Regions from separate parts of the Homo sapiens genome. Here region 2 is linked to region 1. A link is an interaction called in ENCODE POLR2A ChIA-PET data of the cell type or tissue named here. Cell type or tissue: PC-9. All regions are shown on one strand. Links, peaks and the distances in the headings refer to the core of each region. The heading gives the core; the rest is flanking DNA. Region 1 overlaps CAMKMT (calmodulin-lysine N-methyltransferase). Region 2 overlaps CAMKMT (calmodulin-lysine N-methyltransferase).

What was found. Peaks named below come from ENCODE experiments on the same cell type or tissue, not always from the same donor. Only the 100,000 strongest peaks of a DNase experiment are listed, where the experiment ranks them.
Region 2: POLR2A ChIA-PET joins it to region 1 with 6 read pairs; 2 of 35 experiments call an interaction of 5 or more read pairs at or near these places.

The regions. Positions count from the first base shown.
Region 1 is chr2:44,594,048-44,603,499 of GRCh38, reverse strand. The region is part of intron 3 of CAMKMT (calmodulin-lysine N-methyltransferase); the gene reads right to left. Among named protein-coding and RNA genes, the nearest start is that of CAMKMT, 240 kb to the right of the region's middle. RefSeq lists a silencer at 6,707-6,756. In PC-9, for the core only: no CTCF peak of the experiment used is centred there; DNase peaks (open chromatin) are centred at 4,149, 4,569 and 4,949; H3K4me3 peaks cover 1,071 bases; H3K27ac peaks cover 1,982 bases.
Region 2 is chr2:44,464,109-44,473,560 of GRCh38, reverse strand. The region is part of intron 3 of CAMKMT (calmodulin-lysine N-methyltransferase); the gene reads right to left. It overlaps LOC124905999 (a long non-coding RNA gene), which reads right to left. Exons shown (of 2, transcript XR_007086303.1): 2 at 5,955-9,452. Among named protein-coding and RNA genes, the nearest start is that of CAMKMT, 110 kb to the right of the region's middle. In PC-9, for the core only: no CTCF peak of the experiment used is centred there; no DNase peak of the experiment used is centred there.

The sequences.
Region 1 (9,452 bases), core at 2,471-7,470:
CACTAAATTTTGGGGTATTTTGTTGTGTGGCAATATATAGCTGATCCAGTTATATTAATAAATATGTATAATTAATAAATGTAAAAGAATCCTTTAAAATATAGGTTGGGGGTCCAGTTGGTGGCTCATGCCTGTAATCTCAGCACTTTGGGAGGCCAAGGTGGGTGGATCACTTGAGGCCAGGAGTTCAAGACCAGCCTGGCCAACATGGTGAAACCCTGTCTCTACTAAAAAAATACAAAATATTAGCCAGGTGTGGTGGCACATGTCGTAATCCCAGCTACTCAGGAGGCTGAGGCACGAGAATTGCTTGAAGCCAGGAGGCAGAGGCTGCAGTGAGCCAAGATCATGCTGCTGCACTCCAGCCTGGGTGACAAAGCAAGTCTCTGTCTCAAAAAACAAAGATATATATAAACACATATATATATGTGTGTGTATCTATATATGTGTGTGTGTGTGTATATATAGGTTGGGTACATAAGCACATACTGAACTCTGGTTAATGATGCTTAAATACTTGGGTGAGAGGAATATACTAATGACTACCACTTACTTGGCAATACACAAAAAATAATGGAGAGATAGCTAGTTTGACTGGTATGTGATAAAACAGGTGATACGATTTGTCTCTGTGTCCCCACCCAAATCTCATGTCGAATTGTAATCCCCAGGTGTCAGGGGAGGGACCTGGTGGGAGGTCACTGGATCGTGGATGCGAATTTTCCTCATGCTATTCTCATGTTTGTGAGGGAGTTCTCATGAGATCTGATAGTTTAAAGTGTGGCACTTCCTCCCTTGTTCTCTCTCTCTCCAGCTCTGCCGTAGTAAGACGTGCTTGCTTCCCCTTCACTTTCCGCCATGATTGTAAGTTTCCTGAAGCCTCCCAGTCATACTTCCTGTTAAGCTTGTGGAACTGTGAGTCAATTAAATCTCTTTTCTTCATAAATTACCCAGTCTCAGGTAGTTCTTTAGAGCAGTGTGAGAACAGACTAATAGCAAGTATAATAAGATGTTAGTTGTAAAATCTAAATGGTGGATATATGTGTGTTTACTATAAAATTATTTTAACATTTTTGTTGTTCTCTTAATAAAAATGTTGGAAAACAGGTTGAGTAAATTATGGTGCATTCACACTATAGAATACTAGGTAGTCATTAAAAATAATAGGTGGAGGAATGTTTATTATCAAAATTGGCTAATAAATTTTCTAAAAGCAGGGCCAGGCATGGTGGCTCATGCTTCTAATACCAGCACTTTGGGAGCTAGAGCTCAGGAGTTCGAGACTGGGCAACATGGTGAAACCCCATCTCTACAAAAAACACAAAAATCAGCCAGGTGTGGGGGTGTGCACCTGTAGTCCCAGCTACTAGAGAGGCTGAGGTGGGAGGATCGCTTGAGCCTGAAAGGTGGAGGTTGCAGTGAACTGAGATGGCACCACTACACTCCAGCCTGGGTGACAGAGTGAGACCCTGTCTCAAATAAATAAATAAATAAATATATTTTTAAAAAGCAGACTACAATATAGCATATGCAATATGGTATCATTTTTGTAAAACACAACTTAAAAAGTACAGATATAGAGAAAAAACAATCAAAGGACATATGTTAAGCTATTACCTCTAGACATGGAATCATGATTACTTTTCCTTTTAGCTTTGTGTTTTCCAAACTGTCCTTCTTAGTAGGAAAAATTAAAAAGTAATTAAGAGAATTGAGAGGAAATGTTTAATATTAAGTTTAAATCTTCTGGTTTTAAAAATAACTTAAAAAAACAAAGGTATTCAATGTCTTAGAGCAAGAAAAAAATAAAATAATGAATGGAATTTAGAGAATAGTAAGAAAGAGTTTATTTACCTATATGGAATTATTTGATAACAAAAGTCACTACATGTGAGAACAGAGGCTATAGCTTTCCTCTTACCAGAAACATAGTATCTCCAAGAAAATAAATTATACTAGCGACCTCTTTAGGTTTCTTCCAATTTTATGATTTTTTAAAATTTTGTTATTTATTATTTATTTATTAATTATCATTATTTTTTTGAGACAGAGTTTCACTCTTGTTGCCCAGGCTGGAGTGCAATGGCGCAATCTTGGCTCACCGCAACCTCCGCCTCCAGGGTTCAAGCAATTCTCCTGCCTCAGCCTCCCGAGTAGCTGGAATTAGAGGCATGTACCACCATGCCTGGCTAATTTTGTATTTTTAGTAGAGATGGGGTTTCTCCATGTTGGTCAGGCTGGTCTCAAACTCCTCACCTCAGGTGATCTGCCCATCTTGGCCTCCCAAAGTGCTGGGATTACAGGCGTGAGCCACCATATGACTTTTTCTAAAAGAGTAATGGCATACCTTTATATATATTAAGTAAAACATCTGGCTATATTTTGGTACTTTTTAACTGATATTGGTTATATTATATGTATCAACTAAAAAGTATCAAAATATAGCTAGATGTTATACTTAATTTGGAGATGAATATTATTCCCTCCCTAAATTTAGGATATGACAGAAACCTGGTAATTAGAAGAAGAAAAGACAATATCAAAGAAGCCTCATTGTCTTGACACACTCTAATGTACAGTTATCAAAATTGTTAGCCACATCTTACATAAATTCCCGAGTCTACTCAACATTGTACTATAATTGTAGTAGTTTTAATCTCCATCTGATAGAAAAGAAAGGGAAAACATTTTCTAAAAGTCACCATAAAACTCTCTAAAGAAATTTTAAACATTAATTTTGATACCAAAAAACTATAGGAATAACAAACCAATTTCATCTAACAACCTAGGAACAGTTTGTGTGCACAGACACATATGCGTGTGTGTCTGTATCTGTATATGTTAACTGAACAACCTTGCCCAAGTTGAGGTACCTAAATATGAAAGTGCAAAACATTTACAGAGAAAAGGTTTCTGTCAAAAACTTGATCTTGGCCAGGCACCATGGCTTACATCTGTAATCCCAGTGCTTGGGAGGCTGAGGTCGAAGGATGGCTTGAGCCCAGGAGTTTGAAACCAGCCTTAGCAACATGGCAAAACCCTGTCTCTCTACCAAAAATACAAAAATTAGCTGGGTGTGCTGGTGTGCACCTGTAGTCCCAGCTACTCGGAAGGCTGAGGTGGGAGGATCACCTGAGCCCAGGAGTTTGAGGGTGTAGTGAGCTATGATGGTGCCACTGGACTCCAGACTGGGCAACAGAGCGACACTCTGTCACAAAAATCAAAAATAAAAAAAAAAATCTTGGTCTCATGATAGTGGTGGTATGTAATGGAATGGTGAAGCTGAGGAGAATCTCTTTTATCATCTGTTATTATGAGCAGAGTTTTAAACTCTGAATCTGAAAAAAAGATCAATATCTTTTCCCATTTCAATTCAATGATAAATGTAAATTTCAGAATACAGAAATAACTAACAGCCTTTCTAAGAAAATTATTCAACCAACATGGGTTTTTATGAAGTAAAGATAGGTTAGAATGAGAACATTGGAAAGTTTCCACAACTTTTATTCATAAACTGCAAAATAAAGTACTTTAAAATCATTAGTTATTCAAAGTCCATAGAGTACCAAATCGTTTTGAAGAAAAATTCATAAAAATTCCCACATTGGAATGAATTGCTTCCTAGTTTCTTAAAGCAAACAACAAGAGAAACATACACTTTTTTTTTTTTTTTAAACCTTGCCAAGGTGTCAACTCCACTGTTAACATAAAATCCTCTCAGAAATAGCCCAATCCAGGCTTGGTTATTAGACTAAACATGTTAGAACCCAGATTAGAAAATAATAGCTAAAAATGTTTGTGGAATCTAAGCCCTAAGTTCCCATTTCTGAGACTCTTAATGATTATGTTTGAGGTTCTTTTTTTAAAAAGCTGTGGTTTCTTTTATTTAAGAAAAATTTACATAGATTGATCTTTAAATTTAAAAAAATGCTTCTGACAAATTACTTTTCATTCTCACAGAAGATAATGGCCCTATCAAACAAAATAATAACAGGGCATGTATTAAATGGGCTCTAAAGGAAAACGATATTGATGTATCTACATTTTTTCCAGCTCATTCATTGAAAGGATTAGCTGTAACCAGTGCAGTAGCTATAAAATGTTGACAGAGGTTGGTTCCTAAGAACTGCCAGATGGTCAGAAGAAAATATTGTACAATAGTGTTACTGGAGCCCTTCAGGCAAAGACAGATATAATCTAGTTTTGAAAGCTGCCAGGTATTATGAAGTGTCACTTTCTATTTATAAATAAACTATGAGTTATGGTCACAGTATTTGAGAAATGGAAAACAGAAATTTCTAACAAAGTTCTAAGGCTTCTCATACCTAGGCAATTCACATTAGGTTTAAATGTTTTTCCCATTCCATCTTACATGTTAAAGCTAATTGTTTAATAAATAATGATCAGGAACTTACATGTGTCAACATCCACAGAAAATATAGGATTTTACTCTCTACCTTGCTAAAAGATTTATAATTGGTCAAAGTTTTAAAGACATACGAAATAGGTGAGCCCTGCACAGACAAAAATGCTATGCTTTTCTTAGGTAATTACAGCTTTTTACCGACACGTGTGATTACTCAATCTAATCATGCAATTCCAGTTAGCAACTTGTAAATATGAGGTTTGGTATATGTACTGAACACCTGTGATGGTATATAGCCTTTTTGAACTTCACATTGTGAAACCATGACTTTATTTATTCCTTCTTTTCATTTTCTTATATCGCCTCACAACCACCTCCCCACCCAGAGCCTTTAACAAGTAAGTTGCTAAGACAAGACCCAAAGGACTTCTGATTTTAAAGGTCCTAAGCTTGCTGCAAATTAGGTTCTTCTGAGCTAAGATTTCATTATAGTATATAAGTTTCTCCTTTAATCATTGTATTTCTACTTTGTGCTAACATTCTAAGTAGGTTTCATAGACTAAAAGTGCTGTATGATTAAGTCATACTTGTCAGGCTGTTCATTAGTGACTCATTGAAGAGGACAATGCTAATTCCAGCAGGAAGTAATGGAAAGTAAAAAAAATGCACAGTGTATATATCTTAATGTTGAATAAAGCCTTTCAACCAATTCCACGAGAAAACTGGAACTTCATTTCTTTTCTCCCATATTCCTTCATAATCTATTTTTGCATAACTTGGTTTTTGTGACTAAAATCTAAATTTTCATTAAAAATTAACAGAAGGAAGGCAGAGGTTCTTAGGATTCATAGAAAGAATTCAGGGGGTCCATGAACTTGCAAGGAAAAAATATTCTTATTTTTACTAAACTAACCAAATTTAGCATTTCCTTATATTACAAGTGTAGGCTATGAACAGTAATATTTTCATCTAACATTATAATTTTTGTCATTGTTTGTTTGGAAATGATATTTAGTAGCTCATTCTTAATGAAAAATTATAATCATTATTAGAGCTACAACTAGATCTTATTATTTTATGGCATTAATAAGGAAGCATAGGCTGGGTGCGGTGGCTCACACCTGTAATCCCAGCAATTTGGGAGGCCGAGGCAGGTGGATCAAAAGGTCAGGAGTTCGAGACCAGCCTGACCAACATGGTGAAACCCCGTCTCTACTAAAAACACAAAAATTAGCCCAGGGTGGTGGTGCATGCCTGTAATCCCAGCTACTCAGGAGGCTGAGGCAGGAGAATCGCTTGAACCAGGGAGGTGAAGGTTGCAGTGAGCTGAGATCGCACCACTGCACTCCAGCCCAGGTGAAGAGCAAGACTCCATCTCAAAACAGACAAACAAACAAACAAACAAAAAATAATAAGGAAGCATATATGTTACTATACCACAATTGTATTTTAAACATATTTTGATAACTGTATTTCAATGTAATTGCTTTTTGGATTTTATTTAACACACTTGTAACATTATTTTGAGAAGGGATCCATAAGCAGAATCACAAGATACCAAAGGGGCTCATGACACAGCAAGGGTTAAGAACCTCTGAGCTAAAGGGATTATAATATGCATACTTACACACCATCTACCACATTTTCACTGGAATGTAAATTAGGATTGACAAAGAGTTCAGAATGTGACATGCTCCCTGTGTAAGTTGGTATATCACTGGCTGATGTTATTATTAATTGTGGATTCACTGGAAATAATTATGGACAGATTTCTTAAATGATTCTATATTTAGTAAACCAAAATGGAAGTATGGAGGTAGCTAAGGGAAATTCATTATTCACAAATTAATCCATCTGCCAAGGACGGAACTTAGTTATATAGAGAGTTAACTAGTCTATGTGGAAGTTGGACCTGTATAAAAGCAGTCATATCACAGTTTATCAAATCTTTTGTGGCTACATCAACCCAACAACCATCATGCACTTAGGGGATTGCCACTACTGACACCCCCAGACAGAAAGCTGTCCCCAAGAAGACAACATGACGAACTTGAAACTACACTGCATAATCAACTTCTAGGGTGACTTTATCAAAGCAAATTTTGCAATTATTGAAAAGGATTTTAATCATTCCAAAATTTAACAGCTAAGATCTAATTAGTAACATGGAATAACTCATTTTCCTTATAAAAAGATCGTTTTTCTCTAAGTTTTGATTTCATGAAGGTTGAAGCAAATGTTCAATTTTCTGTTGGCAATGAAAATAGAAAGGAATCTATTATATATGCATAATTTTAATGACTGAGTAAACCTTAGAATTTTTATAACCAGTAGTCTCCTGACAGAGTTTTTTGCCTGGGATTTTCTCGGGGTGAGATTTCCACGGTTCACTGGTGTAGGTCTGTGATGATGCAAGCACAATTCAAAGTTGAAACTGAGAAACTGATCATGACCTCATTGTCTCTTGAGAGATGCCACTGCCTTGGCTGCTTGATGAATTGGACTGGACTTTAAGAGATTACATTTGATCAAATCAGTGGTTCTAAAATGTGTGTACTACAGAATCAGATGGGGGGCTTGTTAGAGATTTCTGGATTCATCCACAGACTGGGTTTCAGTAGGTCTGTGATGGATGTAAGAATTTGTCTTTTTCTTTCTTTTCTTTTTTTTCTTTTTTCTTTTTTTGAGACAGAGTCTCGCTCTGTTACCCAGCCTGGAGTGCAGTGGCACATGTTTAGTTCATTGCAACCTCCGCCTCCAGGGTTTAAGCAATTCTCCCATCTCAGCCTCCCAAGTAGCTGGGACTACAGGCACATACCACCACGCCAGCTAATTTTTGTATTTTTTGGTAGAGACAGGGTTTCACCATGTTGGCCAGGCTGGTCTCGAACTCCTGACCTGAAGTGATCCACCTACCTCGTCCTCCCAAAGTGCTTGGATTACAGGTGTGAGCCACTGTGTCCAGCCAAGAATTCGTCTTTTTCTTTCTTTTTTTTTTTTTAAATTATAAGTTCTGGGGTACATGTGCAGAACATGCAGGTTTGTTACATAGGTATATACGTGCCATGGTGGTTTGCTGCACCCATCAACCCATCATCTACATTAGGTATTTCTCCTAATGCTACTCCTCCCCCAGTCCCCCACCTCCCATCAGGCCCCAGTGTGTGATGCCCCCCCAGCCCCATGTTCATGTGTTCTCATTGTTCAGCTCCCACTTACGAGTGAGAACATGCAGTGTTTGGTTTTCTCTTCTTGTGTTAGTTTGCTGAGAATGATGGTTTCCAGCTTCATCCATGTCCCTGCAAAGGACATGAATTCATCCTTTTTTACAGCTGCATACTATTCCATGGTGTATATGTGCCACATTTCATTTATCCAGTCTATGATTCATGGGCATTTAGGTTGGTTCCAAGTCTTTGCTATTGTGAACAGTGCCGCAATAAACATACATGTGCATGTGTCTTTATAGTAGTTTTTTAAACTTTAAAGTAGCTTTTTCCAATTCTGTGAAGAAAGTCAATGGTAGCTTCATGGGGATAGCACTGAATCTATAAATTACTTTGGGCAGTATGGTCATTTTCACAATATTGATTCTTCCTATCCATGAGCATGCAATGTTTTTCCATTTGTTTGTGTCCTCTTTTATTTCCTTGAGCAGTGGTTTGTAGCTCTCCTTGAAGAGGTCCTTATAAGTTGTATTCCTAGGTATTTTATTCTCTTTGTAGCAATTGCCAGGCATGGTGGCTCACGCCTGTAATCCCAGCACTTTGGACGCTGAGGCGGGCAGATCACCTGCGGTCGGGAGTTCATTTATAATCCTTTGGGTATATACCCAGTAACGGGATTGCTGGGTCAAATGGTATTTCTAGTACCAGATCCTTGGTGAATTGCCACACTGTCTTCCACAATGGTTGAACTAATTTACCCTCCCACCAACAGTGTAAAAGTGTTCCTATTTCTCCACATCCTCTCCAGCATCTGTTGTTTCCTGACTTTTTAATGATCACCATTCTAACTGGCATGAGATGGTATCTCATTGCGGTTTTGATTTGCATTTCTCTAATGAACAGTGATGATGAGCTTTTTTCATGTTTGCTGGCTGCATAAACGTCTTCTTTTGACAGGCGTCCGTTCATATCCTTCACCCACTTTTTGATGGGGTTGTTTTTTTCTTGTAAATTTAAGTTCTTTGTAGATTCTGGATATCACCCCTTTGTCAGATGGATAGATTGCAAAAGTTTTCTCCCATTTTGTAGGTTGCCTGTTCACTCTGATGATAGTTTCTTTTGCTGTGCAGAAGCTCTTTCATTTAATTAGATCCCACTTGTCAATTTTGGATTTTGTTGCCATTGCTTTTGGTGTTTTAGTCATAAAGTCTTTGCCCATGCCTATGTCCTGAATGGCATTGCCTAGGTTTTCTTCTAGGGTTTTTATGGTTTTAGGTCTTACATTTAAGTCTTTAATCCATCTTGAGTTAATTTTTGTCTAAGGTGTAAGGAAGGGATCCAGTTTCAGCTTCCTGCATATGGCTAGCCAGTTTTCCCAGCACCATTTATTAAATAGGGAATCCTTTCCCCATTGCTTGTTTCTGTCAGGTTTGTCAAAGATCAGATGGTTTTAGATGTGTGGTGTTATTTCTGAGGCCTCTGTTTTGTTCCATTGGTCTATATATCTGTTTTGGTACCAGTACCATGCTGTTTTGGTTACTGCAGCCTTGTAGCGTAGTTTGAAGTCAGGTAGCGTGATGCTTCCAGCTTTGTTCTTTTTGCTTAGGATTGTCTTGGCTATACGGGCTCTTTTTTGGTTCCATATGAAATTTAAAGTAGTTTTTTCCAATTCTGTGAAGAAAGTCAATGGTAGCTTGATGGGGATAGCATTGAATTTATAAATTACTTCGGGCAGTATGGCCATTTTCACAATATTGACTCTTCCTATCCATGAGCATGGAATGTTTTTCCATTTGTTTGTGTCCTCTCATTTCCTTGAGCAGTGATTTGTAGTTCTCCTTGCAGAGGTCCTTCACAACCCTTGTAAGTTGTATTCCTAGGTATTTTATTCTCTTTGTAGCAATTGCCAGGCATGGTGG
Region 2 (9,452 bases), core at 1,693-6,692, 130 kb after region 1:
AGAATTTGTCTTCGTTAACTTACCTTCCCAAGATAATTTATCTCTAAATCCACGCTTATAAAACATACCATTTTATGGAATTATTTCTAAAATGTACTAAACATAGCACTGTTTTTAAAAAAAATTCTGGCACTCAATCTACCACAATGATCCTTCTTCAATAATGGGATTATTTCTTTAGCTCTGATTTGTTAGTGGTTGGAGGTTTAATTTTTAAAACATAGATTGTTAACATTTTGGTATATAAAATGTAAAATCTACTAATGAGGTTCCAATTATTATAAATTATTTGATTTTTTAATGCGATACCTATCATTTTTCATAAAATGAAACACAAAGGAAATGCCCACAAAAAAACATATGTTGGCCAATAATAATCCATGTCTCTGATTTTCTTTTTAGTAGTGTTGATAGCAGGTCATACCATTTGGCAGTTCAGCTACCATTTCACCAATGGAAACATTCCTTCCACCCCTCTCACCCAAACCCGGAAGGAATTGAAAGAAACATCATGGTAGAACTATCCATTTAGACACGTTGTAATGGAAGACAGCTGCTTCACTATCTTTCCTCTCTCCCGGTTTATTCCTCACGCTGGTAACTGAAATGCTGGCTGCATATCAATCTCAGGAGAAGTAGGAAGGAAATGCACATAGATTTAAATGCAGCTAGAAAAAATGCAACTTGATAACTTATATAAGAAGACATTAAATGTATCTAAATAAATATATTTCATTATTTGATTTGAACATTTAATCTCATCAACATGTAACTTATGTTTTGCTATCTGCAGAATAGAATTCTGTTCAAAACCACACTCCAGAATGCTATTTTCTGGGATGCATAATTTAGGAAAAGCAATTTCTTCTTTCCTATATCTGCCCGTCCTCTCTACCAACTGTGGGCTCCTAGGTGACAGGCACCAAGTCTTACTTTTTTGTATCCTCAGGTTCTTGCTTACATTGTATCATCCATAAATTTTTGTTAAAAATGAAAGAGGATATATGGAATATTTGTATTATGAATGTTTTTAGATAGTATATTTTAGTACAAACAGGATTTTGGGGGCTGATGCAAAAGTTCGAACCTTAGACAAGTTATTAGATTGAGCCTCACAGCAACAGTAGTAATAGCTACAATTTATTCGCTGACTACTATGGTATGTACTTTATATACATTATCTCATTTATTCTTCACAATAAAAAATAATCATTCAAATGAAATTCCAAAGCAAATTTCATACACTGATTAAAAAAGAATTGCCCATTTAATATCCTGGCTAACAGAGTGAAACCCCATCTCTACTAAAAACACACAAAAAAATTAGCCAGGTGTGGTGGCGGGCACCTGTAGTCCCAGCTACTCGGGATGCTGAGGCAGAAGAATGGCGTGAACCCAGGGAGCGGAGCTTGCAGTTAGCCGAGATTGTACCACTGCACTCCAGCCGGGGCAACAGAGCGAGACTCCATCTCAAAGCAAAAAATAATTGCCCATTTAATTCTTTTAGGAAGAATCATAAATAGTTCTTTTGAAAATCTTCATACCAACCCCTTAAAGTACTATTTGAAAATAGTACTTTAGGCCAGGCATGGTGGCTCACGCCTGTAATCCCAGCACTTTGGGAGCCCCAGGCAGGTGGATCACTTGAGGTCAGTAGTTTGAGACCAGTCTTCTCTATGTGGAGAAACCCCATTTCTACTAAAAATACAAAAATTACCCAGGCGTGGTGGTGCACACCTCTAATCTCAGCCACACGGGAGGCTGAGGCACAAGAATTACTTGAACCGGGAGGTGGAGGCTGCAGACAGTCTGGGCAACAGAGTGAGACTCCATACTTTACATCAAGAATCAGAGAAGAGTGATTTGACTCAACTCACATAGCTAGTAAATGCTTAAGCTATACCATCTAACTACTTGACTCCAAGGTCATGTTCTTTCTTTTGTTAGTTAATTTTTTTTCTGAGACAGGGTCTTGCTCTGTTACTCAGGCTAGAGTGTATTGGCACAATCATGGCTCTCTGCAGCCTCCACCTCCTTGACTCAAGCGATCCACCTACCTCAACCTCCCTAGTAACTGGGACGACAGGCACCCACCACCACCACCAGCTAAATTTTGTATATATTTTTTAGAGACGGGGTTTTGCTATGTTGCCTTGGCTGGTCTCAAACTCCTAGACTCAAGTGATCCACTGTGCCTGGCTATTCCATAAAATTTTATAAAAAAATGTTTTTAAAGCATTAAAAGCAAACAGCTAGAGAAGAAACATTAGAGCCGGGCGCGGTGGCTCACCCCTGTAATGCCAGCACTTTGGGAGGCCAAGGCAGGCAGACCACCTGAGGTCAGGAGTTTCAGACCAGCCTGGCCAACATGGTGAAACCCCGTCTCTACTAAAAATACAAAACTTAGGTGTGATGGCGGGTGCCTGTAATCCCAGATACTTGGGAGGCTGAGGCAGGAGAATTGCTTGAAATCGGAAGGCGGAGGTTGCAGTGAGCCAAGATCGCACCACTGCACTCCAGCCTGGGTGAGAGAGCGAAACTGTCTCAAAAAAAAAAAAAAAAAAAAGAGAGAGAGAGAGAAGAAACATTAACAATAGTGAAAAACAAAACATTAATATTCCTAATATTCAAAGAGCTCTCAAAATCCAATAAGAAAAAGATAAACATAGCAGATAAACTGACAAAAGAACAATTAATTTACAATAGAAAAAAATGCAAGTGGACCTCAAATACATGAAAAGTGGTTAATCTCATAAGTAATCAATAAATGTAAATAAGAACTCAATAAGGTATTACTTTTTGCCAACTGACAATTTCAAAAGACAGATAATACGCAAGGTTGTTGGAGAAGGAAAAAACAGACATGCATATATATTAGCAATGACTTTGTCTGGATATCATTTTATTAATGTATAGCAAAATTCAATAATCAGCTTCTTAAATAAAGACAGTAAACGTACTTTTTAAGTAGAATAACCAAAACCCCCTTGACAATCTACAACAAAGCTATAACAAGGTATCTCCATGAATGACAAAATACAAACAGGTGGGAAGAAACCAGACACCTCCAAATTGTAAACTCCTTCCAAGGTATTCCTTGAGAAGCATGGAGGGCCAATTTGAGAACAGCAACTGAAAATGAGAGACACTACTGCCCATTCCAACTCACAGGTGAGAGTACAAAGGGTCTGAAGCTGCCCTCACAAAGGACAAGTGGCTGGTAGTGGAATGCAAATTGGGCAGGATGGGGCAATAGAATTAAAGCAAAGAAATGACCCAGGTAAAAATGGGAGAGGAGAAAACCCAGGAAACTTCACAGTATGAGGCCATAGTTTTAAAAACAGAATTGAGAATGTTAGAACTGGAAAGCTACAAAAGCTATATTGACACAACCCTCCTACCTAAATATTTAGAATAACTACTTTTACATTAAAATGAGCCGCAGGAAATATTACAGTTGAATCTCATGGAAAGTTCTTATTAGAGAGAAAAAAAAAGATAAAGGGAAAAATTATATCTATGGATAGATACAGAAAATATCTATATAGAAAATCTAACTTATTATGTCCAAACAAGCTAGAAGAAATTAAGAAAGCAATAGAAGATATTTAAATATATAAATCAGAATTAGAAAACCCAGAAATAAGGTGATAAAATGCAAAAAAAAATTAGAAATGAAAGAAATTTTTTTCAAAAATGAAAACAAAACCAGAAGGAACATGAGAGCAAACAAACGTAACTGATAATACCTTAAAAGTAATAGAAGATGAAAAGGATACAATTAAAGACAAAATAAAAACTGAAAATGTGAGGAGACAGATGCATGGTGATGATAAGCGTACAACATTATGTATGTATTCAATACCACTGAATACTAAAAAATGGTTAAGATGGTAAATTTTGTGATAGGTGCATTTTAACACAATAAAAAATTTGGAAAGAAAACAAATTAAGAAAGCAATTATAAACATGAGATAAAGTAACATATAAAGAAACACAAAGAAGAAGATTTAACATACATGTAAGAGGAGCTCCTGAAAAAGAAAAGTAATGGATTACAACAAATGTGGAATTATCATCCAAGAAAATGTTTCTAAAATTTATAAACAAAGAAATATACTTAAAGCTACGCATTGAAAGGGCACACACCAAATACACAATCTTTGGATTTTCAGACAACATGACCAAATTATTTATAACAAAAAAAAAATCAGGTTTAATAAGATTCAACAGCCAAATAGATTAAGACACTCAATGAAAAAATAAGCTAATTTTTAAAAAATTATTATTATATTTAACTAACACATAGTAATTGTACACATTTATGGATACAGTATGATACTTTGATATATATGTACAATGTGTAATGATCAAATCAGGGTAATTAGTATATCTTACCTCAAACATATATCATTTCTTTGTTAACGATAGTCACTCTACAGTGCTGTAGAACACTAGAACTGATTCCTCTCATCTAGCTTTAATATTGTATACATTAACCAACCTCTCCCAATACCTTCCTTCACCCTACTCTTCCTAGCCTTCCATTCCCTACTTCCATGAGATCAACATTTTTAGCTTCCACACGAGTGAGAACATACATTTTTCTTTCTTTTCCTTTGTTTTTTTGTTGTTGTTTTTGAGACAGGGTCTCACACTCTGTCATCCAGGCTGTAGTACAATGGAGCAATCATGGCTCACCACAGCCTCAACCTCCCAGCTCAAGCAATCCTCCCACCTCAGCCTCCTGAGTACCTAGGATTATAGGCATGTACCACCATACCCAAATAATTTTTGTAATTTTTGTAGAGACTGGGTCTTGCTTTGTTGCTCAGGCTGGTCTCAAACTTCTAGGTTCAAACAATCCTCTCTCCTCAGCCTCCCAAAGTGCTGGGATTACAGGCATAAGCCACCACACCTGGCCTTATATTTTCTTTATCTATCCATCTCTAGATGAACACAGATTGATTCCATATCTTGGCTACTATGAACAGTGCTGCAATAAACATGGGAGTGCAGATAGCTCTTCAATATACTGATTTCAATTACTTTGGATATATACCCAGCAGTGATACTGGTGAATCATATGATAGTTCCATTTTTAGTTTTCTGAGGAAACTCCATACTGTTTTCCATAATGGCTGTATTAATCTACATTCCCACCAGCAGTGTATGAGCTCCCCCTTCTCTGTATCCTCACCAGCATTTGTTATTTTTTGTCTTTTCGTTGACAGCCATTGTACCTGGAGTGAGAGATGATATATCATCATGGTTTTGATTTATACTTTCCTGATGACCAGTGATGTGGAACATTGTTTCATATACTTGTTGGCCTTTAATATGACTTCTGCTGAAAAATATCTATTCAGATTATAGCCTCATTTTTGTTAGATTATTTGCTTTTTTGCTGTTGAATTGTTGAGTTCCTTGTATATTCTGGATATTAAACTCTTGTTGGATAGTTTGCAAATATTGTCTCCCATTCTTCCAGTTGTCTTTTCACTCTGTTGATTGTTTATTCTGTTGTGCAAAAGCTTTTTAGTTTTATATAATACTATTTGTCTATTTTTGCTTTTGTTGCCTATGTTTTTGAGGTCTTAGCCATAAAATCTTTGCCCAGACCAATGCCCTGAAGCATTTCTCCCATACTTTCTTCTGGTAGTTTCATAGTTTTGGGTCTTATATTTGAGTCCGTAATCCATCTTGAGATGATTTTTGTGCATGGTGAGAACTAGGAGTCTAGTTTCATTCTTCTACATATGGATATCCAGTTTTCCCACCACTATTTACTGAAGAGACTGTCCTTCCCCTCAACATATTTTTGGAATACCTTTCTCAAAAATCAGTTGGCTATAGATACACAAACTTATTTCTTGGTTCTGTATTCTATTGGTCTACATGTTAGTTTTCATGCCAGTACCATATTGTTTTGCTGACTGTCGCTTTGTAGTATATTTTGGTGGTGGTGGTGGTGAGTTTTTGTTTGTTGGTTTGGCTTTGTTTTTTTTTGTTTTTTTTTCTGAGACAGAGTTTCGCTCTTGTCACCCAGGCTGGAGTGCAGTGGTGCAATCACAGCTCACAGCTCACTACAACCTCTGCCTCCCATGTTCAAGGGATTCTCCTGTCTCATCCTCCCTAGCAGCTGGGATTACAGGCACCCACCACCATGCCTGGCTAATTTTTGTATTTTTAGTAGAGACAGGGTTTCACCATGTTGGCCAGGCTGGTCTCGAACTCCTGATCTCAGGTGGTCTGCCTGCCTTGGCCTCCCAAAGTGCTGGGATTACAGGCGTGAGCCACCTGTTTGTTTTTGTTTTTGGAGACAGGGTCTTGCTGAGTACAGTGTCATGATCACAGCTCACTGCTGCAGCCTTGACCTCCCAGGCTCAAGCAATCCTCCCACCTCAGCCTCCTGAGTAGCTGAGACTGCAGCTATGTGCCACCATGCCTGGCTAATTTTGCTTTTATTTTTTGTATAGACAGGGTCTCACTATGTTGCCCAGGCTGATCTCAAACTCCTGGACTCAAGCAATCCTCCTGTATTGGCCTCCCAAGGTGCTGGGATTACAGGTGTGAGCCACCGTGACTGGCCTATTTTTATTTCTTAGTGATTCAGTCTTGGTAGGTTATATGTTTCTAGAAATTTATCCATTTCTAGGTTATCAAATGTGTTGCTGTGTAATTGTTCATAGTAGTCTCTTATAGTCCTTTTCAGTTCTGTGGCATCCGTTGTTTTGTCTGCTCTTTCATTTCTGATTTTTGTTATTGGAGTCTTGTCTTTTTTTATTTAAGTCTAGCTAATGGCTAGTCAATTTTGTTGATATTTTCTAAAAGCCATCTTAGTTTTGTTAATTTTTTAAAATCATTTTTATTCTCTTTTTATTTATTTCTGTTCAAATCTTTATTATATCCTTCCTTCTACTAGCTTCGGGATTAGTTTGTTCTTTTTCTGGTTCCTTGAGTGTAAAGTTATTTTGTTGATATGAGAGCCTTCTTTTTTAATGTGTCTACCACTATAAACTTTCCTCTGAGTACTGCTTTTGCTGCATTCCGTAAGTTTTAATATGTTGTGTATTCGTTTTCATTTGCCTTCAGATGTTTTCTAATTTCTCTGGTGATTTTTTTGACACAGTGGTTGTTCAAGAGTGTGTTGATTAATCACCACATATTTATGAATTTTCCAGTTTCCCTTTTGATGTTGATTTCTAGTTTTATTTCAGTGTGGTCAGAAAAAATACATAAAGTGATTTCAATCTACTTAAATTTGTTAAGACCGCTTTTGATGGCCTAACATGATTTATACTGGAAAACGTTCTATATGTGCTTGAGAAAAATGTGTGTTATGCTGTTGTTGAGTGGAGTGTTCTGTATATCTGTTAGATCCAATTGGACTATAATGTTATTGAAGTCCTTTGTTTCCTTATGATCTTCTGTCTAGTTGATCTATCCCTTATGAAAAGTGAAATATTTAAATATCCTACTGTTAACTGCGTTACTATTTCTTCCTTCAATTCTGCTAGTGTTTGCTTTATATATTTGGGTGCTCTACTGTTAGATGCATATATATTTAGACTTGTTTTGAGTTCCTGGAGAACTGATCCTTTTATCATTATATAATGTCCTTCTTTGTCTCTTGTGAGTTTTTGACTTAAAGTTTATTTTGTCTAAGTAGGGCTAACCTCCTTTTTCCTTTGGTTGCTATTTGCATGGAGTATCTTTTTCCATCCTTTCACTTTCAGCCTAAGTCTTCATATCTACAGTGAGTGCCTTATAAACAGCATTTATTGTTTGAAGTTTTTATAATTAAATCAGCTACTCTCTGTTCTTTGATTAAGGAGTTTAAAGTAAACATTCACATTTGAAGTAACTTCTGATAGAGAAGCTCTCACCGTTCCCATGGAACTTACTATTTCTATATTTTCCAGTTATTTTGTCTCTCCTTTTCTCTCTTGCTGTCTCCCTTTATGTTTCATTGATTTTTTTTTTTTTTTTGACAGAGTACAGTGGCACAAACTTGGCTCACTGCAGCCTCTGCCTCCCAGGTTCCAGCAATTCTCGTGCCTCAGCCTCCCGAGTAGCTGGGAGTACAGGCATGCGCCACCACCCAGCTAATTTTTGTATTTTTAGTAGAGACGGGGTTTCACCATATTGGTCAGGCTGGTCTTGAACTCCTAACCTCAAGCGATCTACCTGCCTTGGCCTACCAAAGTGCTGGGATTACAGGAGTGATCTACTGCGTCCAGCCTGTTTCATTGATTTTTTTAGTGATGTGTTTTTATTCTGTTCTCATTTTTTTTGTGCAGCTTCTGTAGGTATTTTCTTTGTGGTTACTATGAGGATTACATAAAACATAGTTATAATGATCTCTTTTAAACTGATAACTTAAATCACATATAAATATTTCATTCCTTTACATCTCTTCCCTCTATGTTACCAGTGTCACAAATTACGTATCTTTTTATATTTTATATTCATTAACATAGTTTTATAGTTAGCTATTTTCAGTGCTTTTATCTTTTAAATTGGAATTTAAAAGATAATCCAATTTAAAAGATAAATATCCAATTTTAAATTGGAATCACTTTGGAATTAAGTGATTTATGCACTTCATAACAGATTATAGGATTCTGTATTTATCTATATATTTTCCTTCACTAGAGAGCTTTACATTTTCATATGTTTTTGTGTTGCTGTCTAGCATCCTTTTGTTTCAACTTGAAAGATTCCTTTTAGCATTTCTTGTAAAGAAGGTCTAGTGATGATAAATGATGAATTCCCTCAGCTTTTGTTTATCCAAGAAGGTCTTTATTTCTCCTTCATCTTTAAATGATAATTTTGCCAGATACAGTATTATTGGCAGTTTTTTTTCTTTCAGCACTTTTAGTATATCTTCCAACTCTTTCTGACCTGTAACATTTCTGATAGAAATCCACTGATAACTTATGGGAGCTCCCTTGTATGTGTCAAGTTGCTTTTCTCTTGCTGCTTTGCAGATTCTGTCTTTGACATTCGACAGTTTATAATGTGTCACAGTGTGCACCTCTTCTGATTCATCATATCTACAGTCTGTTGAGTTTTTTGAATTTGAATGTCCATTTTCTTCCTCAGATTTTGGAAGTTTTTGACCATTATTTCTTCAAATAAGCTCTCTGTCCTATTCTCTCTTCTCCTTCTAGAACTCCCATAATGTATATATTGGTCAGCCAGATGGTACACCATAAGTCCTTCAGGCTTTCTTTACTTTTCTTCATTCTTGTGTTGCTGTTGTTACTCTGACTCAATAATTTCAAATGACTTGTCTTTGAGTTAGCTGATTCTTTCCTGTTTGATCAAGTCTCTTGTTGGTCTTCCACAGTGAATTTTCCTAACCAGTTGTTTTCTTCAGCTCCAGAATTTCTAGTTTGTTCTTTTTTATAGTTTCTATATCTTTGTTCATATCCTCATTCTGTTCA